2 separate regions of the Homo sapiens genome follow, and region 1 is linked to region 2. A link is an interaction called in ENCODE POLR2A ChIA-PET data of the cell type or tissue named here. Cell type or tissue: MCF 10A. All regions are shown on one strand.

The links. Peaks named below come from ENCODE experiments on the same cell type or tissue, not always from the same donor. Only the 100,000 strongest peaks of a DNase experiment are listed, where the experiment ranks them.
Region 1: POLR2A ChIA-PET joins it to region 2 with 7 read pairs; 11 of 35 experiments call an interaction of 5 or more read pairs at or near these places.

The regions. Positions count from the first base shown.
Region 1 is chr3:172,094,581-172,099,580 of GRCh38, forward strand. The region is part of intron 1 of FNDC3B (fibronectin type III domain containing 3B); the gene reads left to right. Among named protein-coding and RNA genes, the nearest start is that of FNDC3B, 58 kb to the left of the region's middle. In MCF 10A, no CTCF peak of the experiment used is centred here; a DNase peak (open chromatin) is centred at 2,711.
Region 2 is chr3:172,167,536-172,172,535 of GRCh38, forward strand. All of the region lies in intron 3 of FNDC3B (fibronectin type III domain containing 3B), which reads left to right. LOC124906304 (a long non-coding RNA gene) reads left to right here. Exons shown (of 2, transcript XR_007096169.1): 2 at 1-5,000. Among named protein-coding and RNA genes, the nearest start is that of FNDC3B, 130 kb to the left of the region's middle. In MCF 10A, a CTCF peak has its summit at 1,737; DNase peaks (open chromatin) are centred at 1,616 and 1,956.

The sequences.
Region 1 (5,000 bases), 73 kb before region 2:
TGGTTTCTCCTTTTTGAGTTATTTAAGTAATGCTGCTGTGAATATCTGTGAGGAATCTGCGTTTTTAAACAAGCACCCCGCTTAATTCTGTTGCTGATAGTTCCTGCACATATCTGGAGAAACTCTAACCTGAATGGTTAGTGTTGTAGAATGACTCCCCTCACAGTGCTAAGTCCTCTGTTCCCCATCTCTTATGGGTGCTTCTGCTTGAAGAATCACTGGTCTGTGAGCGGGTGTGTAGTGGCTTAGTGGAAGTGAGGTTCCAGAACTAAATTACATGGTCTGCATGTGCAGGGTAGAGTGGACAGAAGGGACATGACAGGGACAGTAGGCAGAGTAAATGGGTCCTGTACTTTTTCAGAATCTAGTAGTGACTTGACTAGTTCCTGAACTAGGGTGTTGCTGCTGGTGGTGGTAATGGAAAGGAAGAGTCAGAGGTAACAGACTTCATCAAAGGAATACTCTCTTCAGTAATGGTGATTTTAAAATACTCGGCAATTTTTGTTTTTCATTGACTCAGACACAGTTCTGTCTAATTCTGACCTTATCTATTCCTATCATCCTGTTGTTCAAAGTAAATGTATTTTTACCAACTGTTTGAGAGAGGAAATCCTGGGATAATTAGCTGAAGGATATAGTGTAATAAAAAAATACCAAGTTTTGATATTTTGAAGCCTCTGATCTACTAGGGATGTTTAGATACAGTACAAGCCTGAGTCAGAGCTGAACTTCTCAAAGTTCTTTTTCAGACTTGGGATTCTGTGGTATATTCTGAAACTGAAAATAGCTTCTAGGAGATTCACAGTCCCCACCACCACTGCCCATTGGCGCCACTGGGCCCAAAGTGAAGGGCCTAGAACAGCTCACACCTTTTTCTGAGAGCTATAGCACAGCTTTAGAAGAGAGATTGTCGCAGCCAGTGACCCATATCGGGTACTCATAGAGAGGGGTTTTGTTTAATAGGATTACCCTTGACCAGATATCCATGATCTGTTTCACATTTTTCCGTTAGATTATTTGGCACAGATGTGATCAGATTGCCCTTAAGATGCTCTTTGTTCTGTGTACTATTTTTCCCCTCTCCTAACACAAGCATCATTAAAAAAGTCTTGGAGCATTGATACATCAAAAGATTCTTCTTTCTACCTACTTTATCAAAATCACTATGAACACTTTGGTGTATGTTCTTCTAGACTCTTTTCTTTGTTAAAAAAACAAACAAACAAACAAACAAACAAAAAGCCTAGTTTTGCACAGAGTATCACAGCGTGCACTTCCTTGTTAACCTGTTATTTCCCCCTACAAACAATGTGTTGTGAACACCTTCCTATGTTAGCAGATTGATTTCTACAGCATTTAAAATTGGCTGTAGAGTTTTGCATTGTATGGATAAAATACCTTCCAAGTTTTCACTGTTTCATACTGTGATGTATGTTTTCATACATTGTTCTAAAATATCTTAAGCCACATCGTACATATTGCCAGTTTGGTTCTCTGTGAATTTTACTGGTAACAATACAACCTAGATGCTCAGGGTTAATTAAGTATTCTGGGGCAAAGTGCCATTGAACCTGGTTCCTGGTACATACATTCATTCTGATTATTGGTTGGGATAGGTTTATAGTTGTGAAATAGGTGCTACAGACAGTTAACATAAAACATCCTGTAGCTCTCAGAAGATAGAAAATGCACCCTTTAACTTTCAGAAACTTGCATACCTATAAACGTAGAAACAAGGAATTGCATTTTTATTAATTCATGGAATCCAGTCTTCATAATGGATTTAAATAATTCTATTTAAAATATGTGCACACAATCTAAAAGCATTTTGTCATTGTAGCCTAATATCATATAAAAAGAAATTGTGCCTCTGAGTGCACAGTGGACATACCTGTTGTATCATCTGTTTTTCTGGTTTATTGCCATCTTTCTGCCAGAGTCCAGGACCCTAGAGGAGAATTTCACCATCTTCTCTGAAGTAAAATGTGATTTAGGAACCAGCTTGCTTATTTTTTAAAGTAATGAGTATCACTGTTATGTATCAAAAATAAAAAAATAGGCAGATTGATTATAATCTGTAGCCCCTTACTGTAAATTTCAAATAGAAAAGCAAGATTGAGAGGAAATACATCATCATTTTAACAGTGGCTATTTTTGAGTGGTGAGATTATGAACAATTAAACTTTCTTCTTGCTTTTCTGTATTTTCAGATTTCTAGAGTGAACATGTATTATACGCTATAACGCATAGGAATGTGGGAATAAAAATACGGGCCAAATATTTTTAAAAGGTATGGGATGAGGGCGGGTGGGCTGGAAAGAACCCATAAAGATAAGAGTGGGTAGTTACTTTTCCACTGTTAAAGAATGAGGCTTGCCAGCTCCTAAGGAAATCTCTGACCCCACCCTGTACTTTTCAAGCAAGAGCTTTTGAAGTCTTTTGTGCTAGTTAGAGACTAGCATAGTTAGTACAGCTAAGTAAGTATGTAACAGATTCTATTATTAGGTTTATCTTTGCTGATTCCCATTTGATTGACAGCGAGTTCTCCACCCAGAAAGTTTGATTTATTTTGGCAGTTGGAAGAGGATTTTATGGAGCACTTGTTATCTAAAAAAAGTAAGGCTGTGGAACCTGCTTCCCCCACCCCTCTTTTTTAGCTGTTTGGGTTGGTCCTAGTGAGCATGCCTAATCTAAGGATTACTCAGCAAACATGACCTTAGGGCTGGTTTTGTAAATGTTACCAAATCTATTACTTAACCACAGATGTTCTTCCATTGTTGTGTCCCACAGCCAGAGTAGAATGGTGACGATTAGTTCTGTGAGACTTGGATAAAACCTGTATTCTTTAGGTCTCTTTGTATGTGGTGGTTTGAAAGTATTTCCTCACAAAAATTTAAACAATCACATGGTGCAAAGTAAATTGAATTATGTTTTCTTAAAAAAGTTAACTTATATCATTATACAAATTATAGATGCTCATTGTAGAATATTTTAAAAAATATAGCAAGTTCAAAAGAAAAATACAACTTATTCGTTATTCTATTATCCATAAGTTAAGCATTAACATTTTGGTTCTATTTCATTTCAGTCTTTTAAAAAATTGTGTATACATATATAATCTGACTGTGTAAATTGCACTAAGCATTCTATTGTGAACACTTCCTCATAGTCTGGTTTACTTTTTCTATGTTGTAAAAGCAACTTCCTGACACTAGTAAATGGTATTATTTATGATGGGCATGGATACACATATCTTTTATTTTACAGCAGCTGCCTTAAGTAGACTTCCAGTAAATCCTTGAGATGTATGTATTACTTGTGATATTCTTTATTATTATACCCAAATTGATAGATTAGTAGAACTGGCAGGGGCATTGGTCATGGAATTCAGTCCTTTAATTTGAGAAATAATCCTTTGAGCTGGAGCTGCAAGAAATTTTTTTTTTTTTTTAAGAAATGAGAAAAATAAGCCAGAAGAGTTGCCCTTTGCCCAATATTATTAACTTATTTAATGGCCGTAAGATAACACTGTTGGAAGCAGCTGCCTCTTTTCTTGTACAGGTTGGGAAGTTGGGGTATTGAGAATTTAATCAACACATTTTTTTAAAGAACCAGGTTGTACTTCCTTACATGCTCAAGTATGGAGGAAAAAGCCAAACCCTGAGGCTAGTAGTTTAGTATTGAATTGCCAAAATCTATTTATTAATTTCATTTTTCATTCACCAGTTGATTTGATGGCATGTGTAAGCAGTCACCATTGTCTTGATTTCCTGCATGTACCTGTACAGAAGTCATTGTTAACATGATACTACTGACAGTACATGCTTTTCTAGTTGAGGAGTTAAAATAATTTTTTGGCTTTGCAGTTAAACACAGTGGTCGGTATTTAAGGTATTTAAGGAATCGGTATTTAAGGAATCAGTGGAGTTATGAAGTAATATTTGAAGTTTTGATTTTTTAAAAATTGCACATTCAATGTTAACACCTTTCAGTTGGCTTTGAAAAAGCAGTAGATTCTTGGGAGTACTTTCCAGAATATTTGAGAAAAACAATTATGGCTTAGTATTTTTTTTTTAAAGAAAAACAAAGCAATACCCTGAGAGATTATCTAGAAAAATGAAATGGAATTGTTGAGTTTCCCCTTCACCTTGGGAAGAACTCGGGGGAATGGTTGTGAACAACACTGGCTTTGTTGACCCTGAAGTGTAGGCAGTTAGGGCCTGTGAACATGGCATTTATAGTGGTCCACCATCCTTGCTGCCTTGGAAAATTCTTTCTGGAATGGCAGAGGTGCTCTTTGCAAGGCGTGCTTCCTGTGTGAGTACCTATTGTGGAGTCCTCGGTTGAATGGGAGGTTTGTGAGAAGTGGTTTCCCACCAGCACACAATGCTGCCTCTCGGCAATGTAAATACACATTCCACTCAGGGTCAGGCTAACAGTGACTGGCTAGAGCAAACGCCTTCGCAAAGAAAGATATTTTGGAGTTCCATTTATTTATAGCGGCCAGTGGAAAATTAATATGCTTGTTAAATCTATTTTTAAAAATGAAAGGGAAGTCTCTCATCTGTTTGTTGAATGCAAATCAATTAGCTGTGGCATATTTTGATTTTGCTAATTTGTTGCTCTAGGAACTGAATTTCAATGTCCTACTAATTCCTTTGTCTATATTTGAAACTTGAGGTTCTCATTTTAAAAGTTCTCTTTATGCTTTGGAAGACTTCTTTTGGGTTCTTTGATGAAAGACATAAATAAATGAATGACCCTAGAAAATACTAGATCAAATCATGGCGGGACTTAAAATGGGCTCATTGAGCAGTAAATGAAGGTCTAGAGATCAGAGCAGATATGATTCTTCCTTAAGAATGGCAACACAATATTATTTGTCGTTACTTCCTTAGTGTTTGATCATTTGCTTTGAATCTGGGGCATGAGTCTGATTACAGGAGAGATTGCACGGGGATCCCCATCTAACAGGCCTGGATTTATGGGTGTCAAGTCTC
Region 2 (5,000 bases):
ATGGAATCTACTGAGATTTGCATGTAGTTTTTATGCTTTCCACAGCCTATGAGCTCTTTTCACTGCAGTACTTTTAAGTTTTCTAAGACCGGGGTCCCCAAGCCCTGGGCCATGGATGGTACCTGTCTGTGGCATGTTAGGAACCAGGCCACACAGCAGGAGGTGAGTGGCAGGCAAACGAGCATTACCACCTGAGCTCTGCCTCCTGTCAGATCAGCAGTGGCATTAGACTCTCATAGGAGCACGAACCCTATTGTGAACTGCGCATGTGAAGGATCTAGGTTGCGTACTCCTTATAAGAATCTAATGCCTGATAATCTGAGGTGGAACAATTTCATCCCAAAGCCCTGCCACCGCATCACATCCATGGGACAAATTGTCTTCCACAAAACCTGTCCTTGGTGCCAAAAAGGTTGGGGACCACTGTTGTGAGATCATTTCGAGTTACACCTCTCTGAAAAAGTGGACATATTCCAGTGGTGTTTACCTGGCAGCTGTTGTAATGCTATGATGTAGGTCTTTTCTCTATACAGAACATGCTGATGCTGATGACTGTATTCTTTGGCAGCTCATAGTATGAGCATATAATAAATCTTATGTATGCACTTTTTACCCTCACTTTTCAAATTGTTATATTTAGTCAGTGAAAGCAACTAGAAAAAAGTAAAACTGATACCAGCTGTTATACATATTGCCATATCCCAGCATGATTTGCTCCTGTAAGCCTGGTGGTCACATACAGCAGTCTGCCTTTCCTGCTCTCCTACTCATCTTATAAAAAGACTCTACCAGATTAGCCCTCTTTTCTTTTATTCTGATTCCTGCTATTTTGAAGTTGTGGGAACCAGAGAAGGAGTTCATATTTCTCTACCATTCTATGGCACCTTTGCCCTAGTAGGATGGAGTAGTACTGAGCTGACATGTCAGTGGTATGCTGGTGATAGCTTCTATCACATGCGAGAACTGACAGTTAAATTTTCAGACATTCTATGAGCGGTTGTTAAACATAGTCATTGTTAAATGTTAAAATATACAAGCTTACAAGTTAAATTATATTTAATAACTGATAATATATACTCATCACTTCCTGTTATTTCAAGTGTTGCTATATATCTATGCTTTTAAAGTTTCTATCATGTCTGTGTGATGGAAATACTGTGCTGCTGTGTATCTTTTTCTTTTACTTTTTTTTTTTTTTTGAGATGGAGTCTCTGCCACTCAGGCTGGAGTGCAGTGGCGCGATCTCGGCTCACTGCAACCTCCGCTTCCCGGGTTCAAGTGATTCTCCTGTCTCAGCCTCCCGAGTAGCTGGGACTACAGGCGGCGCCACCACTCCCGGCTAATTTTTGTTATTTTTGCTAGAGACGGGGTTTCACCATGTTGGCCAGGCTGATCTTGAACTCCTGACCTCAGATGATCTGCCTGCCTCGGCCTCCCAAAGTGCTGGGATTACAGGCGCGAGCCACTGTGCCCAGCTTGGCTCACTGTTGTAAGAGCTAAGCTAGATTGCTCAAGTGTTTTTCCCTCTCCTACCTTGACATAAAAGTTTTGTCTGTGTCAGACATTCGTATTTTCAGCCACACCCCAGAGTGCATCACTGATGTTTGAGGTTCTTCACCAGCAAGCCCACGTCAGCACTCGGTCATGTCTGTCCAAAAGGTGCTTTGAACCCTTGGAGGATGTGGAATGCCATGTCGACCTCAGTGCCACCAGGGGCATACTCGAGCCCACCAAAGGAGCAAGTGAAGGGGTTGCCTGAGCGGCGCTCCGGAATGTGCTGCAGCCTTCTGCAGAATGATCTTTGCTGAGTGAGGCCTGCCTGTAGGAGCTAACTGGTATGTTTGGTAGTGGAGGCATCGGACAGTGTAGTCAGTAACAAGATACTAAGATAAATGCAGGGGTTAAATGCTTCCTAGAGTGATGTTTTTTAAGCTGGCTAGTTTTGTTTATTGCAGGAATTAGGTAACTTTGTTGGAGAGCAACCTTGAAGAGCAGTGGAGATGAGTCAGACTTCCTGGCTACTTAGCCAGTATCAAGTAATTAAAAACCACTCCATGGATGGGGCCACGCCGGCAGAGAAACCTTCTTACAGGGAATGACTTTATGATACCCACACTTTTCAAAGAGTGGGCTGCATTGAGCTGGTCTCATTGGGAAGCATGTTACCTACGAGTGAGTGAGAAAAGCTGCACAGGTGCCTAGCAGTTGCTCTGCTCATTTCACTTCCACTGGATGAGTTACTTTGTTCCCCATTCCAAAAGCTGACTGTTCCTATTCCCATTTAAACGGCACTTTATAAAATTCTCATGTGTCTTTACATTTTATGCTTGCCACAAAGAAGGAAATTCATTGCTTGATTAAACTTAAAATAGGATTTTTTAAACTAAGGGAACCTAAAAGCCACTCTTGACTCCAACATATCAATTTAAGCCACTGCAGCTGCGGTTTCTGTCCCGTCCTCTGCTGTTTTACACAGAACTGGCTTCTAGTGGAGCTCCTAACATTCCAATCTATTTTTTTTGTTTGTTTAAATTTCGTTATCTATGTTATTTAAAAGGTATATTAAAAATATAAGCAAAGTTGTTTTCTTCCTCCCCTCTAGCTTTTATTGAAAATATAAATGTAAGCCCAGAGGGGAAAATTATTTCCTAATTCTGTAAAGATTCCTGCAACATTTTCCTTCCAAGGAACTGGCAGTATCTCCTCTGTTACTCTCAGTTGAATATAGAATATTTGGGATTGTGGACAGGTCATATGTTTGTTTCTCTCCTTCCCCCGTGTTCCGCTTTGCCCAAGTCAACAAGCCATGGTTGCCAGGAGGCTCTTCTTGGGCCAAAGCAGATACCAGGACTTCACCTTGCTGTGACAGTGGTTGGGGACCAGGAAGATGAGCAAGAATGAATTTGTAAGCAACTGAATTTGCAAGCAATGTATTGATTGTAAATGAATTATTTCGTACATCCCTGTAGTTGTCCCCAGTCTCCATTCCAATAGGATCCCTGGAGCTGATTGGGAGAGAAGAAAAAGAGATACCTGATTGGTACCCCTCCTAGCTGTTCCAGTAGCCAGGTGGGCTTGGCAGAGACTATGAAAGAGGCAAGCTACAAGTGGATTGAGACTGTGGGGAATCTTACAAAGAAATAGGGTTGTATATTGTTTCGACTCCTTTTGCGTGGTTGTCTTCTCCAAGCTGCCTAGATAAGTCAGCAGAAGGGCTCAGATGAAACATGTTTTGTAAATGTAACTTTCAGGTAATGAAACAGTACCTTCCCATTATTGAGCTCTTTTTTTAAATAGCTAGTTTTGAGTTGAAACCAAGACAATAGATATTCATTATGCAAACCTTTGAGCCACCTTTATGGTATTACTGTCTTAGTATTGCTCTAATGTTAAATGTCTTCTCTGTTTACTGTAAGATAAAACCTTTGTGTTCAGTCAGAAAATAAAGGGACTCCTTGGAGGACTTTGCCAGGGGCTGCATGAAGATATGTGGCTGAGACCTATATACAAAGGCCTTCTGTGCAGGGTCTATGTGGCTCTACAAAAGTGGTAAGCTGAGCTGAGAGGAGAAGCCTACAGAAATGGAAAGTGGAGGTTCCTGTGTCCATTATTTCAAACTGAAGTTGCTCCTTTATTTAGAAAACAAAGCAACATGCCAGACAAGTACATAAACATTTCATGTAATTATATTAAGATAGGCTTGGAAAGTGCTGATGGAGACTTTAAAAACACCTGGTTCAAAAGCATGTATTTATCTTCTCTGAAATTAACTGGTGTTTTATGTCATTTACAGTCTAGTGTGCACACTTCTTATTTAGCAAAAAATACCACTTCATTTTCATTTTTTCCTTGTTGTAGATGTGGCACATATTACTACTGGAAACTTCGATGCCCAGTATTTTTTTCTCTATTCTTTTTATTAAAGAATGGGGTATCTTTTTAAAACTCTCTTTGCACACTGGCATGAACAGGGAACACAGTATTGGTGGAGATGGGGTTGGGGGAGGTTTAGAGGGAGGAATTGCATTCTTTTGGCATTCCTGAGAGGAAAACAGCTGTATTAACTTTTTTTTTTTTTTTTTTGGAAAGTGCAGAGGCATCTCCCCTGACTCTCAGAATTCCAGTTCTTTACAGCTGAGCAAAAACAGCATGGCATATTATTTATGCCTGGAGTCAGCATGCATGAATGTTGCTGTTCTGATTATTAGCCAAGAGAAAACAGCTGTATACATTACTAATAAAAGGACTTTGAAATGAAAAAAAAAAAAATCCAATAGTGGGGTTTTCCCCTATAAACAGCAGATGTGTACAGGGTTTTACCCCATGTCTGCCCTGTACTTTAGCACCACTGTCCTGGGAGGTAAATGGAAGCCAGCATGAGAGGTGGAAGTATGGTGAAAGTAGATATGTTTGTAGCAAAATAGGTATGCTGTGGTTGACTAGAGACATTTTAAGGTTTATTATTTTAAGAGAGCAGTTGTGCCTAGCCATCATTCCATTCCTCCTCCTTCGCCTCTCATAAAAAGAAAATATTGTGTACCTGCAAACATATGCTCTGCTATCAGCATTCAGACACCCAAACACCGAAATCATTTAGCAGCTCTTACTGCTGTCAGTAAGCAGATGATGGCGTAAGGGGTTTAGAATTTGATATGTGTTTTCTAAAGCATCTCTCAAAATAGGCATTGTCTATTTCTTGTTTGTTGCTTGTGGGAAATTTTTCGTCAAGTGTACCTGTACCTAACCCATGACTAAAACTTACCTAGATCTTAATTTCTAGATTTAAAAAGAAGAAAAAAGGGATCAAGTAAGGAACAGCGAAGTAAAGAATATCTAAGATTAAAAGTAGGAATAGCTACAATTACCTAGATTTCAATTTCTGGGTTATTTTTAGTGTGACAAAGTAAAGAGTGTCCAAAATTACAAATCTGAGGGATAATTCAAAGATCCTTTTTTGTTGTCATTGTTCCTGGGGGAATATGTTTCCTGGGGGAAGGAGC